2 separate regions of the Homo sapiens genome follow, and region 2 is linked to region 1. Evidence: read pairs that join two places in POLR2A ChIA-PET (ENCODE). Cell type or tissue: GM12878. All regions are shown on one strand.

Region 1 (2,500 bases):
TGCCCCCAATAAGCCTTCTGCATATCTCATCCTGGTTTAGTTTATGCTTCCATCTTGATGTCTGCTACTCAACACCAATTATCAGATCAAGGCCTGACTTTAGGTGAAGGCAATCCTTGAGCAGAGATGCAAAAATTCTAAATAAAACAGAAAACCAAATCTGGTGATATATAAAAAGCATCACACACTGTGGACAAGTTTGGTTTAGTCCAGTAATGCAGGGCTGGTTTCATATTTGAAAACTTTATCAACATGATCTACTACATTAAGTGATTAAGGAAGAAAAATCCAAGGATTATCCCAAAAGATGCAGACCATTTTAACACTCATTCATGAGAGAGATACACCAGATTCATAGATCAAAAGATTCCATATTTCAAATATTCCAGTATTATAAACAATATAAAACAAATCAAAATTCCAACAGAATTTTTTTCATGTGGGTATAGAAACTGAAAATTTGATTCTAAGAAGACATTCTACCCAATAGCAGCACTTATTATAAAGCCACATTAATTAAAATAGTGTTGTTTTGGTGCAAAGAAAGTGATCAATGGAATAGAACAAAGGTTGGCAAACTTTTTCTGTAAAGAGCCAGACAGTAAATATTTTAGGCTTTCTGGGACACATGCAATCTCCGTCGCATATTCTTCTTTTTTTAACAACCCTATAAAAATACAGATCTATTCTTAGCTTGGAGGCTGTACAAAAATGAGCCATGGGTCAATCCCTGGAACAGAAGCAAGTCTAGAAACAGATCTACACACATACAATTTATGATCAAGGTGGTATTACAGAGCTCTAGAGAAAGTATGGACTTTCCACAAAATAGTGTGGGGCCAAATAAATATCTACATAGGAAAAAAATTCATCTTGACCTCATATCATATGCAAAAATAATCAATTTCAGGTGGACTTTAGGCTTAATTGTGAATAACGCATCTTGAAGATGACACAGGAGGATATCTGCATGACCATGGAGTAGAAAAAAATTCTTACCTAGAACTCATAAACTATTAACCACAAAAGGAAAGACTGATCATTCAGAGGACATTAAAATTAGAAACTTCCCTTTATAGAAATTACTAATACGAAACTGAAAGGCAAGTCACAGGTTGAATTACCTGCTAATAGTATATCACTAACAAAGTCCTCATCCACAATATTTAAAGAATGCCTACAAGTTAATAATAAAAAAAGAACTGACAGGTAAAATCCAAATAAAAGGTAATCAACCTCATTAGTCTTCAGGAAATCCAAATTAAAGCCATAGTCCACACCACTGTACATCCACTAGGATGATTAAAATTACAAAGACTGACAACAGCAAGTGTCAGTGAGGATACAGAGCAAGCGGAACTCTCATACACTGTTGCTGAGTGTGTAAATGGGTACGGTCCCCTCAGAAAACTGTTTAGCGGCATCTACTAAATGTAATCATATGCATACCCATGACCCAGCAATGCCTAGATATACATACCCTCTAGAAATGAGTACAAATGTGTACAAAAGTACACATACAAGAATACTCATAGCTGCATTGTTTGAAGTAGCTAAACACTGAAAAAAATTCAATGTCAATTAACAGTAGATTGGATAGGTTGTACATATTCTTTTTACAAACATCAGCTTTATTGAGGTATAACATACATAAGATAAAAAATACCCATTTTAAGTGCAGGGTTCAATAAGTTTAGACAACTGCATACACCCATGTAACCACTACCATAACCATGATATGGAACATTTCTATTATGCTAACAAGTTCCCTGGTACCCTTTCCCAGTCAATTCAGGAAACCACAGACCTGTTTAGAAGAGGATTTTGTTTTGTTTTGTTTAAGAGACAAGGTCTTGGCCAGGCGCAGTGGCTCACGCCTGTAATCCCAGCACTTTGGGAGGCCAAGGCGGGTGGATCATGAGGTCAGGAAATCGAGACCATCCTGGCTAACACGGTGAAACCCCGTCTCTACTAAAAATACAAAAAAAATTAGCCAGGCGTGGTGGCGGGCGCCTATAGTCCCAGCTACTTGGGAGGCTGAGGCAGAATGGTGTGAACCCGGGAAGCGGAGCTTGCAGTGAGCTGAGATCGCGCCACTGTACTCCAGCCTGGGCGACAGAGAGAGACTCTGTCTCAAAAAAAAAAAAATTAAAAAAAAAGAGACAAGGTCTCACTATTTGCTATGCTGCCCAAGATGGCCTTGAATTCCTGGGTTCAAGCAATCTTTCTGTCCTCAGCCTTCCCAGTAACCAGGTCTACAGGTGCAAACCACCATGCCAACTCACAGACCTGTTTAGATTACTCTTTCCTAGGATTTCATATAAATGGAATCAGATAGTACTCTTTTGTGCTTGATTTCTTCCACTCATCAAAATGTTTTTAACAACAAGAGCATGAGCAAAATAATAAAAAGTAGATAAATTATATTTTATCAAAATTAAAAACTTTTGTGCAGCAAAGGACATTACTAAGAAAGTGAAAAAAAAGAAGGTGAAAAGAC
Region 2 (2,500 bases), 240 kb after region 1:
GGCAGCTTCCGTATTGGCCTGATCACAATCTGCCTTTCAGTGTGACCTGCACTCTAGTGTGTTCCACTGTGCATGGATCACTTGTGCAGATTGTGATTCTGTATGTGTGGGGTGGGGCCTAAGAGTCTGTGTTTCTTTCTTTTTTTACCCCCTTACATTCGGGGTCTCATTATGTTGCCCAAGCTGGAGTGCAACGGTGCTATCATAGCTCACTGCAGCTTCGAATTCCTGGGCTCAAGAGATCCTCCTGCCTCAGTCTCCAGAGTAACTGGGATTGCAGGTGCGTGCCACCATGCCCAGCTAATTTTTTACACATTTCTAACCAGCTCCCAGGTGATGGGGGTGCTGCAGGTCCACAGGCCACCCTTTGAGTAGCCAGGGTCTATGTTCCACACACATCAACTTGTGGGCTAAATCTAGTGCGTATCCTGCATTTTACCATCTTTGTATTTTACATCTTTGTATCTTGTTAATACTCCTTCTTTTTTTTTTTTTTTTTTTTTTTTTGAGACGGAGTCTCGCTCTGTCGCCCAGGTCGGACTGCGGACTGCAGTGGCGCAATCTCGGCTCACTGCAAGCTCCGCTTCCCGGGTTCACGCCATTCTCCTGCCTCAGCCTCCCGAGTAGCTGGGACTACAGGCGCCCGCCACCGCGCCCGGCTAATTTTTTGTATTTTTAGTAGAGACGGGGTTTCACCTTGTTAGCCAGGATGGTCTCGATCTCCTGACCTCATGATCCACCCGCCTCGGCCTCCCAAAGTGCTGGGATTACAGGCGTGAGCCACCGCGCCCGGCCGTTAATACTCCTTCTAATAGGGTTTGGCCATGTCCCCACTCAAATCTCATCTTAAACTGTAGTTCTCATAATCCCCACGTGTCATGGGAGGGACCTGGTGGAGAATCATGGTGATTCAATTATCATGGAGAACAACCTCCATGTTGTTCTCATCATAGTGAGTTCTCACGAGATCTGATGGTTTTATAAGGGCTTCCCCCCTCTCCCTTCGCTCTGCACTTCTCCTTGCTGCCACCATGTGAAGAAGGATGTGTTCGCTTCCCCTTCTGCCATGACTGCAAGTTTCCTGAGGCCTCCCCAGCCCTGCAGAACTGTGAGTCAAACCTCTTTCCTTTATGAATTACCCAGTCTCGGTGTGTCCTTATAGCAGAATGAGAACGGACTAATATACCCTCTATCCAGCATGGCTCTCTGTCACATCTCTGCCTGTCAAAATCATAATCATGCTTAGATATCCAAATTAAGTTCCACTTTCATTATAAACTATCACCTGAACCTCACCCCACCACAACTGTAGGCCAGAAGTGATCTCTCCAGCCAACCCACTTCCTTTGCATGTAGCACCCGTTCAGGCAGCACTGGTTACTTCCTTGTTATATTAGCTACCCCTTGTTCACTGCATATGCATCTGTTCACTTCTGTGTTTTTAAATTTTAAATTTTTGTAGTTTTTGTAGAGACAGGGTCTCACTATATTGCTTAGGCTGGTCTCAAACTCTCGGGCTCAAGCAATCCTCCTGCTTCAGCCTCCTGAGTTACTGGGAATGACTAATTTTTGTATCTCTATAGAGACAGGGTCTTGCTGTGTCATCCAGGTTGGTCACAAACTTCTGGGCTCAAGTGGTCCTCATGCCTTGGCCTCCCAAAATGCTGGGATTACAGGCATGAGCCTCTGCACCAGGCCCACTTCTGCTGTTTTGAAAGCAGCTCGAGGATAGGGACTTTACACCTATCTCCTTAAAGATTCCTTAGTACTGAACAGGGCCTTGGACATAGAAAGGAACATGGTGTAGGACTCAAAGAGTGGCTCAGACCCTGCCCTGCCCCTGTCTTAAGCTCCCTGATGCTAGTCTTCTCTTCTAGAAAATGAGTTCAGTGACACCTACCCGTTTGGGTTGTTGTGAGGTTTAATTTAAATGTCATATGTAAAGTGCTTTACCCAATAGGCCCTTGATAAAATGTCTATTGGATTGAATTTGCCTCTTGTATTATCTGTAAAAGGGAAGGGAGCGGACATGGGAGTGAATTAAGGACAAAACCAGACCTGGCACCGAGTGTCTTAGCTTTTATTCCAATACGTTTTCCACTCTCCCAAGCTTTGCTGCCTTTTAATTCTATGAGTAGCTGTCATTCATGTAGCTAAAATTTGTTAGTGTTTACAGAAAAACACTAGAATGTTATTTACTGGGTTCACATTTTCTATACAAATCACTGACCAAAGTCAGATAGGGCTTAGAAAGAAAAGGTATCAATGTACCCTTAGGTCTTGGTAAGCCATAAAGTAACATAATATATAATATACATCAATAATGTGGTGGTATCTCTACATAACTCAACACAGCAAAACTTAAAAGCAGGCAATGGTTTCCAGATGCAATGTGGAAAAAGAAATTATTATGATCAGCTGGAATAATTGACTTAACCAGTTACTTTCTGGGAAACTGTGGCAAACTCATTTGATTTCTCATTTACTTCATCTGGAAAAT

What was found. ChIA-PET counts read pairs that join two places held together with the same protein. Peaks named below come from ENCODE experiments on the same cell type or tissue, not always from the same donor. Only the 100,000 strongest peaks of a DNase experiment are listed, where the experiment ranks them.
Region 2: POLR2A ChIA-PET joins it to region 1 with 6 read pairs; 2 of 35 experiments call an interaction of 5 or more read pairs at or near these places.

What each region holds. Positions count from the first base shown.
Region 1 is chr10:24,651,438-24,653,937 of GRCh38, forward strand. All of the region lies in intron 4 of ARHGAP21 (Rho GTPase activating protein 21), which reads right to left. Among named protein-coding and RNA genes, the nearest start is that of ARHGAP21, 71 kb to the right of the region's middle. In GM12878, no CTCF peak of the experiment used is centred here; DNase peaks (open chromatin) are centred at 1,194, 1,364 and 1,763; H3K4me3 peaks cover 1,448 bases; H3K27ac peaks cover 1,793 bases.
Region 2 is chr10:24,886,475-24,888,974 of GRCh38, forward strand. The region is part of intron 3 of PRTFDC1 (phosphoribosyl transferase domain containing 1); the gene reads right to left. Among named protein-coding and RNA genes, the nearest start is that of PRTFDC1, 65 kb to the right of the region's middle. RefSeq lists an enhancer at 1,155-1,364. In GM12878, no CTCF peak of the experiment used is centred here; a DNase peak (open chromatin) is centred at 1,297; H3K4me3 peaks cover 437 bases; H3K27ac peaks cover 1,100 bases.